Linked DNA regions of Mus musculus: regions 1 and 2 are each linked to region 3. A link is a loop called in an ENCODE intact Hi-C map of the cell type or tissue named here. Cell type or tissue: heart. All regions are shown on one strand.

Region 1 (8,000 bases), 71 kb before region 3:
TTCAGTTGACTTAAAATCTTAGGAAGACATGTGTCTCGGTGTGGGACATAGAAGCTTGCTGGCAGCCAGCTGCTCCTTCTGCTACAGCCACTACTGCAGAATCTGTCTTCCCCTGCTTACAGAATGTGTCTAGGGGGATGGAGAGATGGCTCAGCACTTGCTGCTCTTCTAGAGGACAGAAGTTCAGGTCCCAGCTCAGGACCACCTGTATCTCCAGCTCCAGGAGATCTCACCTTCCTGTGACCTGTGGGCACCCATGTACATGCAGTATACAAAAATACAAACGCAGACATTTTTAAAAAGTGTTTTCTCAGCTGGCCTGTCTGAAATCCTCCAACACTAGAGTCAGAAACCACACGGCGATGAGGAGAGTGACAGCAGTAAAGGAGAGTGTCCCAAGCTCAGCGAAGAACAAGAACAGGGGGTGCCGCTGGGCACGCACAGGGCATGCGCAGAAACAGCAAACAAGGGAAAATGAAGCAAGCTCTCGATAGCATGACTGTCAAAACCCAGGGATTCTTGTTGCACACGAACAGCAAGCCCCCTTTCTTCCACCAGTGATACTGCTTGGTGACAGGAGACCCAAACCGGAAATCCATTTGAACTCTCAACATCCTACAGAAATGCTACCACTGACCCCGTCTCCCTGGCCTCTGCACACATGGATTCAATGTTGGCTGTACACAAAGGTTCACCTCTTACTACTGTGTCTGCATTACTAAAACCAAAAAAAAAAAAAAAAAAAAAAAATAGCTCCAAGCCAGAGGTGAGCCACAAGGGCACTGTTCTCCCTAAGGACCCCGGAAGATGGGCGCCCGCACGCACGCACACACGCACGCACACACGTGACTCAAGTTCCGCAAAGTAATATTCTTTTACTCACAGTAGCATTTTAGTCTCTCCTTGCGATCTAGATGCTTTCCTCCTTCTGACGTTCCTCGAGCTTCCATTAAGCCGAATCACAGCAGTTTGATGGAATGTTCCACTAGGAATGCAGACCTCAAACAAACCCACACAAATTGCACGCTTGCCCGACAGCAGCAAATTGAGAAGTCCTGACATCTTTCCTTAATGCAGCAAGCCAAGCTGGCACGGTGCTGCCTTTCCCTGCCCCACCTCCTCCCCTGACACAAGAAGCTATTTACAAGGCTGAAAGTGCCCCTTTTGTCCTGTACTAGCTGAGCAGAGCTCAGGCCCCAGGAGGAACAAGAGAGGGGCAGCTAGGCCATTTGCTGCTCTTTCAGTCTGCCACTCCAGAGTCACTGGAGCCATGCTCCCTAACCCGGGCTGGCAAGCTACCTAAAGCTAGATTTGTTTAAGCCATAGCCTAGGAACCAAAGAACACAGGGGCTGTCCCCTAGAGAATAGGAAGTACTGACTATCAAACAGATGGGAGTTGCCAGGGTGAGAGGAGGCAGGGGCTGCTGACCACACTCCATGCCACGGGACTCTCCCATACCTGTGGCCCATCTCATTAACCCAGGGGACAACTTAGGTGATTCTGGGATTCTCTGCACAAAGATACACGTGTCTCCACAGAGAATCCATTACTGCCACCCACCACTTTGGGGCTTCTCCAGTCAATCAACTATAACAATACCTTTGCCCAATGGGGTTTTCATTTTCATTAAGGTGCCTGATCCTGTGGATTACCAAGTTAATGTCCACGAGTATCTTGTGCATTGTATGGATACATGACCCATCAATCAAAAAGCCCGTGGCCTATGGCTTAGGCAAGAAACAGAGGTGGGACATCTTGGAGGAGAAAAAATCTGGGGACAGAGCCAGAGGTGGGAGAGAAACCTGGATGCATGGTAACCAACCAGCCATGGGGCAAAAAGTAGATTAAAATAATTGGGTTATTTTAGTTATGATCTAGTCAGGGTAGAGCCTAGCTATATGGCTAAGGTATCTGTAAATATATTTTGAGTCTGAGTCTTATTTCTGGGAACATGGGGCTGGGAGGAGGAACCAGGGTGTAACTACAACACAAAGCGAAGATGTCTTTTTAAAAACTTGATTTATTTTGTGAAATACTGGAGTCAAGTTGAGTATGCCTGCACTTCCCTTAGAGGAAGAACTGAACACACAACACATTTAAAGCCAAATATAATGCGCTACTATTTTTATCCAGTAAGAGTTAACAGTGGTTATAGATCACAGCTCTCATACATGCAACACCCACAACAGAATATCCCAAACATAGTACATCAACCTGAAATTTAGGGACACATGTGGCATTGGTTCAAATATCTGTTCATAATGATCTCCATATTCATTAAACTCATATACAGATAAGCCAAATGATAAACTAAATTACTTAAGGAATATTGTTTAGGCTTGCCTATCTATCTATCCACCCACCAATCAATCTATTGAAGATCTTGCTACATGGCCCAGGCTGGCCTCAATCCTCCTGCCTAGTCTCCCTAGCAGAGTTCTGGGACTTAAGAAATATACCACCATGCTTGGCTCGGGAGCATCTTCTAGACCACCTTTTCAGGCTCTACAGTTTTCTGTGAAGTATCTTGATGTTTTTCTCTTTCATTTAACTTATTTAAGTTCGATCATTTTTGAAAACATGCATCTATCACTAAAGGCAACATCTCCCACCATTAAAGAGACACATTTAATTATGGATCCATATTTATATCCTTGATGGCTTTTTAAAGTGTTTTTCTTAGAACAATATTCAGCAATTTGCCTTGGAAGATCCAACATGAAGAAGTAATTACCTACCTATTCCTCTTTGTATTATAAAAAGTCCATCAGTTCTTTTACAGGGACCCGAGAGTGGGTTCAGGAGAGGTGTTCCAGGACTAGGTGCTTGCCCTACATGATGATGCTCAAAGTGGCCGAGAGTACACAATACAACATTGGTGAGACTTGTAATATGAAGACTGAGTCAGGGACTGGAGAAAGCCTGTCCGTCTAGTGATATACAAGAATTCTTTCCCATGTAGAGGAAGGACAACTAAGAAAAACTTAGCCCTGGTCTTGGGGCTTGAAACACAAACATAAGAAAGGGCATAGCAAGGGAGCAATACAAGACACAGTGACAAGGATCTTAAGGGGAGCTGCATGGTAAAAAGTCTAAGCTGGCCATCAAAAGGCAGGGACAGAGACAAGATAAGAAGAGGCAGCTCCTCACTTAGGTCTAACACTGTCAAAAAATAAACCAGGAACAAACCAACAAAGTTAAAGTGGATAAGAGGAGAAGGATGATATTCAGGGAAACCATTTCTTTTTAAGTTTTTTTTTTAAGATTTATTTACTTTAAGTATATGAGTACAGCAACTGCTCTCTTCAGACACACCAGAAGAGGGCATCAGATCCCATTACAGATGGTTGTGAGCCACCACATGGTTGCAGGGAATTGAACCCAGGACCTCTGGAAGAGCAGTCAGTGCTCTTAACCACTGAGCCATCTCTCCAGCCCCATGATTTTTTTTTTTAAGATTTATTTATTTTATGTGAGTACACTTTAACTCTTTTCAGACACATCAGAAGAGGGCACCTAATCCCATTACAGATGGTTGTGAGCCACCATGTGGTTGCAGGGAACTGAACTCAGGACCTCTGGAAGAGTAGTCAGTGCTCTTAACCACTGAGCCATCTATCTCTTCAGCCCCAAGTCATGAATTTTTGTTTCTTTGCTTTAGCTTTTCGAGACAGTGTTTCTCTATGTAGCTCTATGTAGCTGTCCTGGAATTAGTCCTAGAGACCAAGTTGGCCTTGAACTCAGAGATCTGCTTGCCTTTGCCTCCTGAGGCCTGGGATTAATGGTGTGCACCAACACCACCTGCCAAAACATGATTTTTTTTTTAATTTGCTTATTTTTATTTTACCTGTATGAGTGTTTTGCCTGCATGCATATATGTGTGTGTATCATGTGCATGCCCGGAGCCTTTGGAGGCCATAAGAGGATGTTATAACCCCTAGAACTGGAGTCATAGACAGTTGTAAGCCATCATGTGGGTGCTGGCAACCAAACCTGGATCCTCTGGAAGAGCAGCCAGCGCTCTTAAGCACTGAGCCATCTCCCCATGCCATAGTTCTAATGTTCTTAAGAGTTAGCGTCAGGTGAGTCCTTAGAGCATGTCAGGTCCTAGACTACACAGTTACACACGTAACAACATAGGTGATATGAATGAACGTAGAAAACACCAAGCTAAGTGAAACAAGACAAAGGGAAGGGCACAATCTTATCTCTATGAGGTTTGCCGGAATCAGCAAATTCACGGACAGAAAATAGAGCAGAGGTTACCAGGGGCTGGGGGCAGGGGAGAGAGGCATGGGAGGCATTGCCCAACAGCTGCAAGGGTTTTGTTTGGAGTGATGAAAACTGTGGGGCTGGACAGTAGTGATGCTTACACAACTCACTCAGCACCATTGGGCAAGTGTATGCTTCAAGACAGTTCAAATGGTAACCTTCACATTTAGATGTGCTTTACCACAAAAAGAAAATTCCAAACAATCTACCAAAGGCAGAGATTCGGTAAATAACTGGCGACAACAAACTAGGCATTGGGGAGCTGGGTTCTGGGGCCTGGGAGAATGACTGGCAGGAACAGCAATAATCCAACCCAGGGTTTGAGACAAGAAGGTGATCTGTGATCTAGCTATCGCCCTAACTTTCCAGGTCCCTAAAGCCTTCCTCCATGGGCAAGCTCAAAGGTTTTGAGGTAGCCACGCTTCCCAGAGAGGATCCCCTGTTGCATCTCTGACCCAGAAGAGCTCCAGGAACAGGCTTCACAGTAGAATGCTGCCTCCGCTCCCTACCTAGGCAGATGGACCTGCCCCTCACACTTCCTCCCTCCCAGGCTTTCCTAAAGAAAATCTTCCCCTCTAGTCCATGGCTCTGCACCTCCCTCTCCCTGCATCTCTTGAGACCTACTTTACGATGTGCAAAGCCCACCAAACAGGCCAGAGGCCACTCTCTAACGAATTCTTATAGATCTCCTTACTGACAAGCTGCTCGGCCTCCAGTTGACCTTACTTTGTAGCCTCTGTGCCTCCTGCTAGACACGAGGTCTGTGGCACTCAGGAAGTACTAGTACCTATGTAGCTCCTTCTGACTCCTCCTACTCTGGTGCTTAACACAGTGCCCAGGCCAACAGAGGTCCTCAGTGTTTACTGAGGAGGGAGGGGCCCGCTGGGATTCCCACTATTGTTTTATTAAGCTCCACATTTACACCAGGGTGAGTCCGGAGAGGAAAGAGCTATTCAGGGTGTCCTCACATTTCAGCAGTCCTCTGCATCCTGGCTCCTACCTGCAGAGTCTCAAGGCCACGGAGCTGGGGGCAGAGAGTAAACTCCATGGTCAGGTGATGTGGACTGGCTGAGAAGCTAGAGCATGACTTTCTATCTAAAGGTGTCCCCTGGCCCAGTCCCCATGATGCCTTGTATTTCTCCAAGGCTTTTACTTCCTGGGGAGTTTGTCAACACTAACAGACACAGGCCTCAGGTATTTTGGGATGGGATCACACCTCATCAGTTTAAGGCTGCACACAGGGACCCAGGTTCCATGAGCAAATGAAAGAAGGGAGGGTCCCACTGTGACACTCTAGGTGACTTTTCTATTTCAAAATTGAATCCTGCAAACCAGAGAAACACAGTGGGCTCCTAGGCCTGGAGCTGGCACAGCAGAGGACTCAGATGAGGACAATGTTCCCCAGACTGAGAGAGCTGGGTGGGTGGTCCTCTGAGGGGTAAAGGAAGCTGCCTATAGGGCCTGCTCAACAGGACAGAGCACAGGACAGTCACAAAGTCAACCCAGCAGTGAGCTCTCCGCCCCTTCCTTTCCACACAGCCACAGAGGGGGTCTGTGTGTTTGGAGATTTCTAAGGCCAAGTGAAAGGCCTTCACAGAGGACACCAAGGTTAAACCTGAGCCAGATATATTTAAGAAACTTCCTATTCAAACAACAGCCCTGAGGGAAGCAAGATTACTCCATTTGTCCTCAAATATTTATTTACTGTGTATATGAATAACGTCAGACATGGTGGGGAGAGAGGTGTGACGGCTGCTAAGGTGCTCACACGCCTGTAAACAAACACACATTCGTGCACATACTAATGGACCTCACTGGGTCAGGAACAGGCAGGCAAGTGGAGGGGGAGGGGTGCTAGGTGGGAAGAAGAAGGGGATTAACAGGAGTGATAAGGAGATATTATATACATAAGAATATCATAACAAAATCCATTAAGTGACATTTTAAATGGAACCCTTATATATAAAACACAGGCTAATGAGATATTAAACTATTAGTTGATTTAACACTGCTCCATTTCTGGATAGATTTCACAACAAAGCAGGGGCGCTTACTGAGAAAGGCTACAGAAGGAAGTGGGTCTGGACGGAAAGGGACGCTTCAATCAATCAGCTTCAGTGGATGGAGTGGGTAGTCTGACCCAACTCTGCCTAAGGAAGCTTTCATCTGATGATACCTGACAGGACACGAGAGGATGACACCATGGTCTCAAGGTGTTGGGCAACACAGGCAGTGTATGTGAAGGCCTTTACTGAGGGCCTGCAGGGAGGAGGAAACAGGGTTTCTGTGTTTGAGAGGGGGCCCCATTCTTGAGGTCCCCTCAGGTGTTCTGTCTGAAGCCCCTATTTCAGAGCAATGACTGTGGAAATTGCACAGAAGAGAACCATGGAAAGAATACTGGACTTAAATGCAAAAGGTTCCTTCCATTCCAGGTACTGGCTGTGTCCATTCCAGGTACTGGCTGTGTCCATTCCAGGTACTGGCTGTGTCCATCCCTGGTACTGGCTGTGTCCATCCCAGGTACTGGCTGTGTCCATCCCTGGTACTGGCTGTGTCCATCCCAGGTACTGGCTGTGTCCATCCCAGGTACTGGCTGTGTCCATCCCAGGTACTGGCTGTGTCCATCCCAGGTACTGGCTGTGTCCATCCCTGGTACTGGCTGTGTCCATCCCAGGTACTGGCTGTGTCCATCCCAGGTACTGGCTGTGTCCATCCCAGGTACTGGCTGTGTCCATCCCAGGTACTGGCTGTGTCCATCCCTGGTACTGGCTGTGTCCATCCCAGGTACTGGCTGTGTCCATCCCTGGTACTGGCTGTGTCCATTCCAGGTACTGGCTGTGTCCATCCCAGGTACTGGCTGTGTCCATCCCAGGTACTGGCTGTGTCCATCCCAGGTACTGGCTGTGTCCATCCCAGGTACTGGCTGTGTCCATCCCAGGTACTGGCTGTGTCCATCCCAGGTACTGGCTGTGTCCATCCCAGGTACTGGCTGTGTCCATTCCAGGTACTGGCTGTGTCCATTCCAGGTACTGGCTGTGTCCAGATGGGCCGCACAAGCATGAGCCAGGCTTCTGCCTGTGTGGGCCTCAGAGGTGCAAAGGGAGCAAGAACAGTGGAAAAGCAAAGCCAAGCTGGCCTCTCCAAGACAAGAAGATGGTGGGGTCAGCCTATCATCAGACCAAATCAACAGGATTCCACCCACACCTCGAAACCCTGGGAAAGGCACAGGAGGAAACCATTGAAAATCACCAATTCTGGGCTGGAGACAGGGATCTGTGGCTAAGAACAGGACAGTTCTACAGAAAACCTGAGTTCTGTTCACAGCACCTACGTAGGACAGCTCACAACTGCCTGTAACTCCAGCACCAGGAAGAGTCAAGGCTTCTGACCTCTGCAGATATCAACAGTCACCTCCACACACACACACACACACACACACACACACACACACACAGACACACACACACACAGACACACACAGAGACACACAGACACACATACACACACACACAGACACACACACACACAGACACACACACACACACACACAGACACACACACACACACACAGACACACACACACACACACAGACACACACACACACACACACACAGACACACACACAGACACACACACACACAGACACACACACACACACACACAGACACACACACAGACACACACACACAGACACACACACACACACACACACACAGACACACACAC
Region 2 (8,000 bases), 57 kb before region 3:
TCACTGGGCAATACCACAGTGCCTGCAAGCTGAGAACAGAGGAGTCCGTCCTCTGGTCTACTGGATGGTCTCAAGAGTATCACTACACCACGCCTGGAAGGAGGTCAGAGTGCTTCCCAAATCCACAGCAGAGAAAATCCCGAATCCATGTGTCACAGTGAGGCGAATCTCCTACTAACGTGCTTTGGCTCCCGAGTCTGTACCAAGTTAGGGCCCTGTTCCCGCCCATGGTCTCTTCAGCACTAGATGCATTCACCCCAACTGTGCTCCAGGCTTCCAAAACGAGGCAGTTCAAGGGCGGACCGAGGCCTCTTACTTTTTAATTCTCACACTGACCTATGCTGAATCAATCAAGCTCTTATCTCTCGGAACTCAGGTGTTATGGAGAGAAAATTCATGGCTGAGTATAAATGAGACAAAGAAAAAGTCAAGGAACTTTCCAAGCCTGAGAAATCTACTCCAGAGGGACATAAGAGGAGCACTTGAAAAAGCACAGGCCCCGACACCAGGCAGCCAAGACTCAAATCCTGCCTTGGGTGACTTAATTGCCAAATGGCACTGAGAAGTGGTTCTCAACCTATGGACCAGGACCCCCCTCTTAGGGTCAAACTACCCTTTCACAGGGGTCGCCTAAGACCACAGAAAACACAGACATCTACATTATAATTTATAACAGTAGCAGAATTACAGTTATGCAGTAGCAATGCAAACACTTTTATGCTTGGTGGGGGAGGGGGATCCCCACAACATGAGGAGCTGTATTAAAGGGTGGCAGCATCAGGAAGGCTGAGAGCCACTGTCATAGTCTAAAAGTAAGACCTGCCTCACAGGGCTCCTGAGGGACCATGTGAAAGCTCCCAGAACAGAACCTCTACTGCATCCCTGAGATGAGGGACAGGTGACAATGTAATCCTGTTGCAGCTTCCTCTTCATTCTGCTTAATCAACGGTGTTCTAACCTCCTGCCTACAGACATTTCGCCTCCAACAAACCTGAGTGCAGAGAGCCAAGTTTCTACAGCAGCCAAAACCCTGCAAATGCATAGATAATGCATTTATCAGAAGTCGCACCCCAAATGTGGAAATGTTCTAAGAGGCAAACCACACTTTTCTGATGCTCTAACTTCTTTCCATGTATCGTTCCAAACCATGAAATCGTTATTTCAACAGCTTTTCACTAAAATACACGGACCCAAAAGTCCAGTAAAACCAACTCAGTAATTTTTAAGTAACTTACAAAATCATGAGAGCTTTTTTAAAAAAAAGATATGTTTAATTTTAAACATGTTTTGTCTTAATTAGAGAAGAGAGCTTGGTAAACTGTTCTGAAATAAACAACAAACAGAGAGTAATGAATAAATTAAAAGTAGTCATCTTCAAAATATGTTAACAAATCTGAGGAGATCACCTACATAACTGAGGTGATTAAAAATGAATCGTCAGTCTGGAGAGATGGCTCAGCAGGTAAGAGCATCGATCAGTTGCTCTTCCAGAGGACCTGAGTTCAATTCCCAGCATCCACAAGGCAGCCCCCAACCATCAGTAATTCCAGTCCCAAAGGATTCAAAGCCCCTCTTCTAAGACTCTGAAGCCACTGCATGCATGTGGTATACAGACATATATGAAGACAGAATATCCAGACATATAAAATAAAAATAAAGGTTAATTTTAAAAAATGAATTGTCAAAATGTTCAACTTCAAATGATATTATACGCCTTAAAATTATTTTTCAATTTGCTTATAAAACAACTGGAAGAAAATAAACTCAAATGTAATCTCTTGAAGATATTTCACGTCTATGTGTCCTGGTTTTTTATGACAAGTATATATTACTTTTATAATATGAAAAAGGAAAATTATAATTTAGATATTTAGACAGCTTTCATATTTTTTTGCTTACAATTTGAAGACTAGCAAATAATTCAGAAAGAGAACTACCCTGGCTTCTATGTGCATTAAACCACTGGGTTTGAGATTTTAGACTTAAGATATGGGGCACATGCTGTTCCCCACCCAGCAGGCTCCCACTATCCTAAGGGAATACAGCCCTTACAAACCTCTAGGCTAAAGTGGCACCCCTCCTAGCCAGTCAAGACACAAGGAAAGGACCACTCGACTGTAATCTCTAGCTTTCCTCCTTACCTTCACTCCTCCAAGTTTACAACTGACAAATAGGACTGCCTCCAAAGGTTAAGAAATTATAAACATCAGGATGGACAAAGCACAAAAATTAACTTATTCATGTGGTAATTTTCTTTCCCTTGGCCATATTACTGGTTACCCTGGGGTTTCACAAACTGAGATTCCTCGGGAGCCGACACTCTTGGAGTTTTGTGAAGAGGAGAATCGCAGTGCACCACCACAAACACTGCTCAAACTGCCTTTCTCTTCAGTTCAGCTACTACTTTAGGCCTTGCATGTCTTTCAAGCTCTCAGAAGCCCCTCAGAGTACCAGGATGCGGAAACCTAAACTCAAGCACAGAGCAGCTTTGGAACGCCTCTGTGCACTGAGAACGGCCCTCCAGGCACCAGTGCCAAAGGTACATCAAGACCCTCAAGTGCGTGTCTAACCACTAAATTGGACTGAAGACCTTCACTAAGGGACTCGGGCACCTTAAGCTATCTGGGCAGAACAGTCAGGCTTAAAGAGGGTTCAAGAGACTCACAGCTGGGGGCTGCCTTAAAGCCCATTCTTTCCATTTTGCAGCAGGAATGCTGTGCACACTGCATCGTGTAAACAAGCCTGCCCGTAAAACATTTCTAACAGTGTGACTCAAGTTGAATTTAGTTGTAAGAAACAGTGCATGGCAAGCTTACCCATCAAATGAAACTGAGCTTACAAACTAAATGACTCTAAAAAGAATGAGGATAAACGTCTAGAAGTTAGGGTAGGCATCCCACAGTCTAAGAACAACAGCAAGGCCAGCAAGGCCGTAGGGAGAAAGACACAATCTCTACAGGTAAATGACTCAACCACCAGATCTTACTCCAAACATGGAATTCCACAGTTCTAGATAGCCATATCCAAACTAAAGATGTGCTAAAGACATTAATTCACAACACTGTGACATGTTGGCTTGCATTTGGTGACTTCACATTTAACTCAGGAACTGAGTAGCTGAAAAGTACCTGTATGGTATAAATAGATAACCTGTCCCCACTGTGCCAGATGCCACGCATGTTAAATGTCAAAATTTCCAAGGCCTCATGATTTCAGTCAGGCTGTAATAATAATAAAACACTGATAAAATATAAATAACAGAGACAGGAAGGAAACATGTGAAAATGCTTAGAATCACGAATGGGGAGGGGTTTTTTGTTTTTGTTTTAAGTTTTGTCTGTTTACTGTAAATTTAGAAGAGGTAAGTGAATAAGGTGTGTTGCTTTTTTTCTTTTTTTTTTTTTTACCTTCTCCAGTCATATAATTTTAGCTCAAGATCTCAATGCAGACCTTTTACAAAGAACCAGCCTCCCACCACAAAGGGATTTCCTTCAGCTGAACTACAAGAAAAAACATCTCCCAGGATCCGGCCCTGTCTGTTTTCTGTTGTCACACCTCACCACATTGCTCCAAACCGATGGTTCCTTTCCGTTGCTCCCATTCTTAACCTTGCCCATTGCAGACCTTCAGTTCTTAACTTTGGTGAACTAGAAGGGTTTGGATGATTTCTGAGTTACGCTAATAATTTTCATTGGGCTAACCACAGATTACGTTTTGAAACGTGTATCCCAGAAACATAATCAAATGTCAAGTCCTTAAAGGGAAGACTAGAGATGGATACTCACAGTTCCAAGAGGAAGCATTTTCATAACGGCCATTCTTAACTAGGTTCCATAACCATGAGCTTGAGCGGTGTGGCAAGATGGTCTGTAAGCTCGGGCATAGTGCAGTGATTAGATGGAGCTGCCTTCTCTAGATTCTAATCCATGTGATCTTTTAAGTCCTGTATCAGCACTCGGGGTCTACGTTTCAAGGTGATAAATATCATTTTTGCTCCCTAATTTAAAAAAAAATTAAAAGCCAGATTGCCTTAAATCAATGACTCCATCACCACTGTGTGTAGTGGCTCTGGGAGCTCCTCTTGGAGACACCGCGAGAATTTCTACTTATGACATCGGGCTCTGAGCGCTGCTTCTGACCCTCCTCGAACGCTCGGCGCAGGGGCACGTCACAGAGCGGCACCGGGACAGTCCGTGTCCACGCGCGGTGAGTGCGCGCCTCACAATCCCCGCCTCTGGGGGTACGAGGGATGCGGTGGCGGAGACGCCAGGGTCCCCAGCAAGCAGGACCACCTCTCGGCACCTGAGCCGGGGAGGGAAGGTCCCAGCCGCCACACCAGCCAGGGACCGTGCAGAGAGGAACCTCTTGACTCCGCGGTGCACCAGCCCCGCGCGCGCACGGCCCGCGGGGGAACCCGGGCTCCGGCACCGGAAGCGGCGGCCGCCGGAGCGGCCCCAGAGCCTCCCGAAGCCGAGGGAAACGAGGCCGTGGAGCCCAGGCCGGAAAAGCGGAACGTCCCGCAGAGCCGCGGGGAGGTTCTCCCGTCTCGGCCCGGCTAGGGTCGCCTTGGCCGACTCGCGGCCCTTCGCGGCTGGCGCACTCACCTCCTCCGCTGCCCGGGCTGCTCCACAGGCGGCTGTCACTGCAATCCACGAACTGCCCCGCGCCGGGTTGCGATGCTATTTAAGGAGTCGCGGCCGCAGCTGCTCTCTTGGCTGCGCCACCGGCGTTGCAGCAGCAGCAGCAGGGCCGGGCGGCTGGTAGTGCGCGTGCCGTGCCACGCCGCCCCGCCCCGTCCGCAGGCTCCTCCCCGCCCCATCTCTTAGCGCGCCCACTCCCCCTCGCCAGCTCCTCCCCTCCTGTCGCACAGGTCGAGGCTGTCCCGCCCCATCACACCCACCGCTCCTCTCAGGTCCCGCCCCATCGGCGCCATTCCCGCCTCCCAAGCCCCGCCCTATCTGGGCTGATCCAAGCCCCTCAGACCCGCGGTGCCTCTCAGGCCACGCCCACCAGCTCCAGTCCTTCCCCTCCGGCCGCGCCTCCTCGGTCTTTTGCCCCGCCCCTTAAGGCCCAGTCCTCCTTCAGGTCCCGCCCAGTCCTGCTGACTCCGCCTCTCCCTCCAAAGCCGCAAGGTGGGCGTGGCCTCCCTCAGGTCCATGAGCATGGCTGTCAGCAAGCAAAAGCCACTAAGGTCACCCAAACTGCCCTCTAGTTTCACAACGAATCTGAGGTAGGGCAAAGGGTAAATCTGGAAGTCTCCTGAACCCTGATAATGTGATGCTATGGAATGTTGCAGGTGCCCTTTAGCTCTTCCATCCTTAACATTCTTCCACAGCTGACACCTTGGCATAGCCTCTCTGCTTGCTTCTCTGCTTGGAGGGACCACGGTAGCTGAAGAAGTCCCATCTTTCTTTAGCACAGATATACACGAACCCCTTTAATCCAGTTTCACCACGGTCCCCACACCAAGTTTCGCCACAGTCCTTGGCTAGGAATACAGGACTTCCGCAATATCCTGGCCATGAGGCATCTCTGGACAACCCAGGCCCCTGTGTGGTTCAAGTGAAAAGCAGACTTAGTCGTTGCTCAAGGACGGTGTCCACCTGCCAAGTTTTAAAGGCTTGTCTGCCCTGCTCAGCCTTGGCTCTGTAGACTTGACAAATCCCTTGGGAAAACCTTTTAAGGGCTACCAACGGCCAATGCAAGGCCAGTAGGATGGCTCACTGGGTTAAAGCCCATGCCTGTCACAAAGCCTGAAGTGCAATTCTCAATCCTCAGGACTGTGAGTTACCATGTGCGCATGTAACCCTTCTTCAAACGTCATTTTAAAAAATCTTAAAGATACCCCAAAGCTTTAAGATAATCTTTTAAAAGGTTAAATACTAGAGCCATCACTGTTGCTCAGTGTCCAGAACTGGTCAGTGTGGTTAAGGTAAGATGTAGATCATGCTAACATTTTGAATGGGAAAAAAAAAAGGTCAATATAATTGTTGCCAGGTTCACCTCATGCTATTGCATGAAGACAGTCATCCAGGTACAGGAGGGTTTGCTCCCAGCATTAGATGGAAGTCTTTCTAATATTGCCTTAAATTTGAGGGACAATTATTGCCAGAACACCTCTAATAACATATCATTTACTAGGTGACACTGTTAATCAACTATAATGTCCATAACCCTATGAGGTGGTACCACCTTTGGTCCTCTTCTGTAGAACAGGAAACTGAAGGGCAGAGTCAGGTATAAGAAAGGGCATGGCCGCCGGGCAGTGGTGGCGCACGCCTTTAATCCCAGCACTTGGAGGCAGAGGCAGGCAGATTTCTGAGTTTGAGGCCAACCTGGTCTACAGAGTGAGTTCCAGGACAGCCAGGGCTACACAGAGAAGCCCTGTCTCGGGGGAAAGAAAAGGGGGTGGGGGGGACCATTCTTAGAATTCAAGATCATCTGCTTCTAAACCATGGCCTTTATAACCACAGAGGCCTCCCCTACCCTCTTGGGAGATGATTCATTCCCTCTAGTCACAAGTATACTCAAGCTGACTCATCAAGGAATAAGGACTTTTCCTGGGTGTCTCTGGCCTTCCTCCTGTGGAGTCTGAGGCTCCTTGTCCAATGTTGGTGAGGCAATCCTCACACAAACAGCTGCCATATCAGCGCTGCTTAATCTAGGGGGGTCACAACCCCTTTGGGGAGGCGGGGGAGGGATTGAATGACCCTTTCTCAGGGGCCGCCTAAGACCATTGGAAAAACAGATATTTACAATTCATAGCAGTAGCAAAATTGTAGTTATGACACAGCAATGAAAATTTTATGGTTGGGGACCACCACAATATGAGGAGCTATATTAAAGCATGGCAGCATTAGGAAGGTTGAAAAACACTATAGCAACCGAGTCTTCTAGGTCCTTGAGATTACTATCTTCCAGGTCTATAAGACTTTATTGTCTATAAGGAGAAAGAGACTCCATTCATTTTCAGTTGACTACATCTTGGCTTCTTTGAGTCTCTCTTCACCTGCAATATTACTCATTTTTCTCCTCTCCTTTTTATTTTTTTGTTAACATAAATTCATTTATTGCAGGTTAGGTAAATCTTGAACAGTAATGCTCCTACTGGTCTTTGAGTTAGTCCCTTCAGTCTTCAGATGGCAGACCTGACTGAGACAGAAGATATATTGTAAAACCCAGGCCCCCTGCCAGCCACTGTTTACATGGACAAACCACGATGCCAGGTGCCAATGGCTTATCTTTTCACCTTGGTCTTGCCACAGAAGGAGCAAGTGTGTTTGGCATGCTTCCTCATTTTCAGGAGGAAGGCGCTATGGTGGGTCCCATATATCTCTGTGCATTTAGCCATGTCACTGGAAGCTAAGCCCATGCCTTATCTAATCTTCAGCCCAGGGCTACCTTAGGCATTTTCTAGGTTCTGTAGTACAATCCTTTTCTAGTACCATGCAACCACACACCAGAAATGAGGTGATTTCAAGAAAAGAAATATGTAGTCCCACTGTTTGGGTGACTTACAAGAGTGAGGTGTCAAGATTTGTTCCTGAGGTCTGCAAAGGAAAGGACTCTTCCAGGTCTCTCTTGGACTTGCAAACATCTGTCTTGGCCCCTTGCCTTTCTATGCCATACTCCCAGTGTCTCCTCCCCCAACCGTCCTTTCCAGTGTGTGGTCTAAATCTCTAAGGGGCACAGTCATATGCATGAGTGCCCAACCTAAGGCCCTAAATTTTAACTTGATAGTCTCCATTAAGATGTCATTCTCCAACACAGGAAGGGTTACCTGTTGGCAGTTGACAGGGAGCCTCTTGCCTCATCACATCCCACGGTAAGACATTCATCCCCAAGTTAGATATCTCAAGTTGGATCCAAGCCCTGTATCGTCATCAGTGTTCTATTGGTGTGAAGAGACACCATCACCATGGCAACTTTTAGAAAGGAAATCATTTAACTGGGGCTGGCTTATAGGTTCAGAGGTTTAGTCCATTGTCATCATGGCAGGA
Region 3 (8,000 bases):
GAGCCATGAACAGAGTTCTTTTACCTTTATTTAAAATTTTTGAGAATTTTATACCTAAGTTTATATCCACCTTTCCTTCTCTTCCCCAACTCTTCCCATGTCCTCATACTCCCTCTCAAATCCATGACCTGTTCTTTGGTGTTTTAGACACACACACACAAACTGATAATCACATCTTGCTGAGTCTACTAGGTGGGTTTTTTTATATGTATGTTTTTAGAGCTGACCATTGGGAGGGACTAACTAATCCATCAGGGAGGGTGTCCTTGCCTGGAGACAACTGATTCTCTCTTAGTAGTTATTAATTGTCTGTAGCTCTCCATCTGGAGGATAGGATCTATGAGATTTCCCCCCATCACATTGGAATGTCAGCTTGGGTTGTAACTGTGCAGGTCCAGCTGAGGTGACCCTCATTTTGAGATTTCATGGATGCAGTTTCCTTGTCATATACAGAAGACACTTTCCACAGTGGACATCCTGATACTCTGGCTTTTGCAGTCTTTGTGCCCCCTACTTCATGATGATTCCTGCATCATAGGTGTAGGGGTTGTGCTGTCGGTACACCAATTAAGGCTGGACATTCTATAGTCCAGCCAGCATTTTCCTCTCCATTTTGACCAGTCATGGCTTTCTATAATGGTTCTTTCCTGCTGCAAAAATGATGCCTTCTTAAACCAGAGGTGAGAGCCCCACTTATCTGTGGGTATAAGCATTTATAATATAGTTAGAAATCACACTGGTCTTAGGAAAGTAACACTAATAGGGTCTGCTCTAGGGTCCATAATCTCGTGAGGCATGGGTAGTCAGCTAGATATACAATACCAGGTATAGACTCCCTCCTTGCGAGTTGGCCTTAAGTCCATTTAGAGAGTTGTTGGTTACCCTCATGACGAAAGCAGCACTATTGCACCCTTGGGGCTATCTTGTCAATGTTTCTGAGGCTTCACAGCTGAGTAGGACTTTGGTTTGCTTTTCCCCGTCAGCAGCTTGCAAGGCACACATTCATCAACAGGTACTCACATACTCCTTCCTCTGTATACACAGGAATACACACACTCACACACACACACACACACACACACACACACACACACACACACGCCAATACATCCACACCTCCCACACACATCACAGAAGTGCATCTAAAAGCATGTACAGTGAATTAATAAAGAAGAAAGGAACGATCTTCCAATTCAGGGTGGCTAATGAGGACTGTCAAGGGATGGGGTTCCTTGGAACTTAAGTGCTCTACGGGGCAGAGGAATCAGAACAGAAGGTCCATGGCATTAAGAAGCCAAATTGTGAAAGACTAGAAAAATCCAGTACAATATCCAAGGGGTAACAAAGTATCCATTTGTACTAAAAATCTGTTCAAAGGGGTTCACATCACAGATATCTTCTTCCAAAGTCAGTGCATGGTCCCAGTGAAGGACCTGCCTGTGTGGCCTTTGCACTGCTCAATAGGAACATCCCCTTAGAGACAGGACACCTTCTATAGTTAAGCACACAAAGACCTTAGAAGGTACCTGTGGTGAGAATTTTATTTCAGTTATGTCTTTTTGGAACTGAGTTACCTCACTCAGGATGATATACTCAAGATCCATCCATTTGCCGGCAAAATTCGTGATGTCTTTGTTTTTCATAGCCGAGTAGTATTCCATTGTGTAGATGTATCACATTTTCTTTATCCATTCTGCAGTTGAGGGACATCTGGGTGGTTTCCAGTTTCTGGCTATTACAAATAAAGCTGCAACGAAACATAGCAGAGCAAGTGTCTTTTTGGCATGGTGGAGCATCTTTTGGGTATATGCCCAGGAGTGGTATAGCTGGGTCTTGAGGTGGAACTATTCCTAATTTTCTGAGAAACTGCCAAATTGATTTCCCACAGTGGCAGTGCAAGTTTGCAGTCCCACCAGCAATAGAGGAGTGTTCCTCTTTCTTACATTCTCACCAGCATATGCAGGATGCAACATGCAACGTGAATAATAATAATAATAATAATAATAATCCAATTATATTATGTGAATATGCTTTTGTTTTAATCCCAGGTATGAAACAATGAGCTGCTTTTGTTTCTCCACAGCCATTGGCTATGATTGCCTCATGCTCTGGGAGGGGTGTGATTTTTACCAGCTGCAGATAGTTTAATCCTGGGGACTTTGGAGAGTTAGGAATAAAGGCCTGAACCCAGAGAGTGGCGGGAGGTGCTCCAAAGAAGAAAGTGGCTGTTGCGTGTCCCTGCTGGCTCCTGCTGCTGTGTTTAGTGTTGTCTTTGCTATTTCTGGTTTGCTGGACTGCTGGATATCCTGATGATGAAGACTGGACTTGCCCCAAAGAACCCAATGGCCCTAACCAGCAGGAAGTAGCCTATAGAGGTCTATGTCCCCTTTTCCCTCTAACCTTTCCCTCCTATCTAGTATTGGAGGCTTGGAAGGGTTAGGGTGAATGAGGGTTAGAAGGGAGGTAGAGGTAACAGCACCCAATATAATAGTAAAACCAAATAAGTTAACAGGTACGACCCCTCACTGGGCTAGTGAAATACATGGGCTAGGCCATGCTTTCTCCACTTTTCTTTCCCCATAGAGTCAAAGTTGATAGCCAGAACAGTGACACAGAGATGGGAGGAGAAATCAAGCAAGCAGTTATCAAGAGCATCCTAAATTATCCACCTGTTTCCATGATTCAGATGCAAGCTGACCGTGCACCCCGTTTAGAGATAATATCCACTCATTCACTAAATAACACTGTGGGACTTTTACCATCCTATTGGGCTCATTTCCTTTATTCTAGCAGGGCCACTTGAACTACAGGATGTCGACAATCATCTCATCCTACCTCATTAGCCAGAAGGGTTTGAAACGTGTGATGACAGCCAAGACCGTACTTCCCTAGTGCCCCCTCTCTACTTGCTGCGCTCCCAGTGTACATTTTGACAGTGATGTCGCATATGTGAACAGCCTTATGCAAATGTCAGTGTAATGAAGTCTTACTAGCTGGGGTAGCAGCTCCGTTCTAGCGTGTCTGCCCTTCAAGTATAAGGCCCTAGGTCCAGTTCTCCAGAATAATAACAAAAACGAAAAGTGTCCGTACTTAGTAGCAACTGGGGGGTTGGGAGATACCATCAAGAACTATTCGGCACCAAGGAAGGAAAGATGGGTGGCTTAGTCAGGGTTTGTATTGCTGCAAAGAAACAATATGACCAGAAAAACAACAAGGGGAGGAAAGGGTTAATTCAGCGTACACTTCTGTGGCATTGCTGTTCATTACCAAAGGAAGTCAGAACAGGAACTCAAGCAGGGAAGGAGCGTGGCGGCAGGAGCTGGTGCAGAGGTCAGGGAGGGGTGCTGCTGACTGGCTTGCTCCTCATGGTTTGCTCAGCCTGCTTTCTTATAGAACCCAGGGCCACCTGCTTAGGGGATGGTACCTCCCACAGTGGGCTGTGCCCGCCCATATCAATCACTAATTGAGAACATCACCTTACAGCCAGATCTTATGGAGACATTGTCTCAATTAACATTCCCTCCTTTCTGATAACTCTAGTTTATGTGTCAAATTGACATAAGATCAGTCAGGCCAACAAGAAAACTTGGGAAGTTCTTAGCGTCAATGAACACATTTTTTTTTAAGCGTATGATTGGGTCCCTGTTAAATAAATGGTAACTGTGCTAGCCTGCTCTGGCAAGTCTAGGGAAACAGGTCTGGTTCTGGGAATCAGATAAGTCAAGAATGTTCCCTGCTGGGTCACAGTTTCTATTTTTGGATGAAGTCGTGTAGTCTGTGGGACATTCAAGAGCACAGCTATAAGAAAACAGGATCCCTCAAATCTCATTTCAGAATTCCACATGTCGAAAGCTTAATGGAAAGAAACTTGACAAAGTTCGTCCCATTCACAGAGGCATCTGTCTTTTGGCCCAGCAGCCCTACCTCTGAGTGTCTGCTGCCTTCCCACAGGCACACTTCCACACACGTGACAGCACTGGCACAGTGTCCATGGACACACTGGAAATAGTCGAATTGCTTTGCCATCTACAACAGGCCGGGTCAGAAGGCATTTGCATGGTGGGTATTACGGCGACCATCCCTATAGTGTAACACGTTATCAAGGACAAAAAAGTAAAGTACTAAATTCTCCCTCTCTTGTCCCCCCCTTAAAAAAAATCCAACAGCATTTTAAAAAATTCAATCTTTTTGTTTTGTTTTTCAAGACAGAATTTCTCTGTGTGACCTTGGCTGTCCTAGAACTTGCTCTGTACACCAGACTGGCCTCAAACTCCTAGAGATCTACCTGCCTCTGCCTCTCAAGTGCTGAGACTAAAGACATGCTCCTTTAAAAAATATTATTCAGAAAAAGAGAAGTCTTGCTGTGGTGGCTCACATCTGTGAGCCCAGAGCTTTGGAAGCTAAGACAGGAGGCTCAAGGATGCAGAACTACCTCGGGCTTCATGGTGAATCCCAAACCACTGTGGGTTACCTGAGACCTTGCTGAAAGAGAAAAAGAAGAGTGGGGAGGAGGTATGGAGAGGAGTGGGGAGGAGGGATGGAGAGGAGCAGGGAGAGGGAGAAGAAAGGAAGAAAGGAGGGAGGGAGGGAGAAAGTCTTTGAAGTAAACACATTTTTAGTTAGGGAGAAGAATAAATTAAAGAGTGAAGGAGACAGAGACAGAGTCAGAGACAGAGACAGAGACAGAGACAGAGACAGAGACAGAGACAGAGCTTGGTGATGTAAGATCACCTGAAATTGACTGTCAATGAGCCTGGGAGGCCTTAGGGAAAGTGACGAACATTTCACAGCTGTTGTCTGTGGTCCTTCTCATCCTTGACTCTGTCTTATTTATGGACCTTTTCTCTCTGTTTTCCTCCAGACATTTAACTTGACCATCTAAGGACTCTCCTGCATGCTATTCCTGCTGCTCTGATTGGCCTTGCTCTGCTCAAACACCAGGTCTCGATTTCACTGCCCCGAAGAGTTCTTTTATGTCCTGGTTGCTCTCTCAGAGTTAACTGTCCTTGCGATTTTCTGGTTCCTTCACAGTTCTCAGGATTTGGACTGAATGTAGAAGCTCAATAAAGCAGTGATCACGTGGGTCACTGCGGGTGCTGCGCCTCAAGTGTCTCCTGGGAAATAGTTGGTTCTCATCAGGCTGTGTTGAATGGAGTTTTTTTTTTTAAACAACCCTCTTATTTGTTTAAATTCTCACTTCTTGAGTGGAACAGGTTTTCAACACATAACCTCAAAGGTCCATTTCTGACTTTGGTACCATTGTTTCTAGTGTTGGATTTCTTTAGTCTTTAACACAATCCTACCCCCACCTGGCTCGTCCCATACACACAATCAGGAAGGCTGCACCAGTTGGGTTCACTGCAGGGCAGACTTAGAGGCGATGAATGATTTCCAAGTCTGCATGTTCCCGAGTTTCAGATCCCATAGGACACTCACTTCTCTGTCTGCATCTAATTTTTGCACAGCCAATAATTATTTATAGCACTTTATCTAACTGACATATAATTCTGCTGAGACTAAAGTGGCAGAATTGTCAATAGGCTTGCCAATTATGCATTATTTTGGGCCTTTCTGTACAAACCTATTTTCTAGCAGACCAAAAATTATCTTCATTTAGACTCTCCTTTTTGCGAATCCCACCCCTCCACCATCATGTCTGCTTGTGAATTGAACTTGAGAGATCTCAGAAGGCTGAATTTAGCAGTAACCACTTTGGACCTACCACACACTCAAGCATGCCCAGTCATTTATTTTTACCAACAGTGTCACCCAAGATATGAATGCGTGTCAAGGGAAAAAACAGTGGAGAGGTACATGCTAGGTTTTTAAATTGTAGAATTGGGCTCAGCAGATCAACAGCAATTTCAAAAATGTTTTCCTGATGCCCATCATATTTAGTGTATTCTCCTCCTGCCTTTGGCTCATGCACAGACCTCTGAAGATGTCCAAGAACCACGGAGCACAGAGAGCCAGCTGCAGATCCAGATCAGAGATGCTCTAGAAGTTCATTTGGGATGCTGGAGAAATGGCTCAGTGGTTAAGAGCATCTGTTGCTCGTGCAGAGGACCAGGGTTGAGTTCCAGGCACCCATGTCAGAAAGATCAATCACAACTGCTTGTAGTTCTAGCTCCAGGGCATCTGGAACCCTCTTCCGGCCTCCTTGGACATACAACTTTTTAAAATGGAAGAAGAAATTCATTTTGTTGGCGGTGACATTTGGACCTGGATGGTAAGGCAGGACTTGCTTGTGGTGAGGCTATGGCCATGACCAAACTTTGCCGTTTGACCGCTCCAGCACCACAGGACCTTCTGTTCCTCCTTGCCAAGTTCACAACTTCCCATCTGTCTGCCCCTGCACAAGATGAAGTCTGGGCTTCTATTTTCTACCCAAGTCTTGGGGGCCCACCTGGTAAGGAGGAATCTTCCGTCTGTGCCAGGCTCCCGGGACTGCTAAAACAGAGCTATGAACTGTGGTCTCCGCCAACAGTTCCTGGAGGCTCCTCCCTGTTCTGGAGGCTTCTTATCTCGTATAGAACTTCTGCTGGAAGCGCCGGTTCCTTCTGAGAACCGAGGGAGAAAGTGTTCTTTGCCTCTTCCGGTTTCTTGTACCTCCAGGAATTCCTTGTGGTACGATCACTCTAATCTCTGCCTCCATTTTTGCGTGCCCAACTTCTTGGTGTATCTTTGCCTTGTCTTCCCTCAGAATGTATCTCTCTGTCTCTAAATGTTTCCTTTCTATAAGGACATCAATCCTTGGAGGAGGGACTAGTGATCTAACTTAAGCTGGATTATCTCTGTAAAGAACCTGTCTTCAAATAAGGCCACATTCTGGGGTGCTAGAGATAAGGGCATCTTATCTTTGGGGGAATGTACACAATTCAACCCAAGACACCGTCAAAAATGTGTTCCCTGTCAGTTAAGCTGCAAAACTACCACAATGTGCCATACAAAGGCACATAGATGGCTGAGGGGAGTCTTTCTGCATCTCCATGGTGTTTAAGCAAATAAGCAGGAAAAAAGCTTAAAAGTCATTGAGCCAGGTGTCATGGTCCATCTCTTTAGTCCAAGCAGGCAGGAGGCAGATGCACATTCCTGTGAATTCTAGGCCAGTTAGGGCAACCAAGTGAGGCCCTTTTCAGAAACCAAAAGTATTCTTATTGCTGTTCTTGTTACTACTCTCAACATCCTCCTTGTTCAACTTTTTGTCATTTACTCTTCGTTCGTTCGTTCGTTCATTCGTTCGTTCGTTCATTCATTCATTCATTCATTCATTCATTTGTCATAAACTTGTTAAATATGGTAGCCCTCACTCTAAAGGTAATCAATAAAATAGTCACAAAATCCTATCTTCGCTGCTCTGGTTTCCACATGAATTAATTGTGTCATCGAAAGACCTATGTGTTGGGAGTGTAGTGCCTAATGTGGGGTGATCAGTCAGGATGCGGTGAGACATTTTAAGAGGCAGGGCATAGGCACAGGCTGCTAAGTACCTTGAAGCATCGTGGTTGTTACAGCCGCACTCTCTTCGTTTCTTGTCTCATCCTGTGATTGTTCCTTCTCACATACATGCCCATCATTGTGCTGTTAGCCCACGAGCTCTATAGTAGAGCCAAATGATGCCAGCACCTTGTCCTTAAATATGCATAACTATGAACAAAAAGGGTGTGGTATCAGTGACTTAATTAGAGTTATGGACACTAGGTAGATAGACTCATGGAGTTTACATTGTAGTTGCAGGAGACACATAAGTTAAATACACAATCATATTAGATTAAAATCAATAAGTAAGAAAGGCAAAGCCAAGAGAAATAATGATGCATTTTTGGTTAGGGCAAAAGCACCCCACAGGCTGTATAGATGGTATTGACTATTTAGGTGTAAGGACACTAAGACGGTAATGGGGAAACACATTCTAGGCAGAAGGAGCAGTAATTACAAGGGTGGTGGCATCACAGCATGGCCAGAGCCTCTGACAATAACAAGGAGATGAATAATGCTAG

The links. Hi-C counts contacts between places; a loop is a spot of excess contacts. Peaks named below come from ENCODE experiments on the same cell type or tissue, not always from the same donor. Only the 100,000 strongest peaks of a DNase experiment are listed, where the experiment ranks them.
Region 1: a loop joins it to region 3, with 3 times the contacts of the local background. A loop is called at or near these places in 5 of 42 quality-filtered maps.
Region 2: it touches region 3 in a loop (2.5-fold over the local background); 3 of 42 quality-filtered maps call a loop at or near these places.

What each region holds. Positions count from the first base shown.
Region 1 is chr8:46,481,469-46,489,468 of GRCm38, reverse strand. All of the region lies in intron 1 of Acsl1 (acyl-CoA synthetase long-chain family member 1), which reads right to left. Among named protein-coding and RNA genes, the nearest start is that of Gm31050, 14 kb to the right of the region's middle. In heart, a CTCF peak has its summit at 3,349 (motif pointing right); a DNase peak (open chromatin) is centred at 1,258; H3K27ac peaks cover 981 bases.
Region 2 is chr8:46,467,835-46,475,834 of GRCm38, reverse strand. It overlaps Acsl1 (acyl-CoA synthetase long-chain family member 1), which reads right to left and starts at 4,798. Exons shown (of 21, transcript NM_007981.4): 1 at 4,605-4,798. Gm31050 (a long non-coding RNA gene) reads left to right here and starts at 4,785. Exons shown (of 2, transcript XR_378936.3): 1 at 4,785-5,230; 2 at 5,336-5,844. In heart, no CTCF peak of the experiment used is centred here; DNase peaks (open chromatin) are centred at 4,244, 4,964 and 5,514; H3K4me3 peaks cover 1,890 bases; H3K27ac peaks cover 1,146 bases.
Region 3 is chr8:46,410,932-46,418,931 of GRCm38, reverse strand. No RefSeq gene overlaps it. Among named protein-coding and RNA genes, the nearest start is that of Gm30931, 52 kb to the right of the region's middle. In heart, no CTCF peak of the experiment used is centred here; a DNase peak (open chromatin) is centred at 3,911; H3K27ac peaks cover 2,033 bases.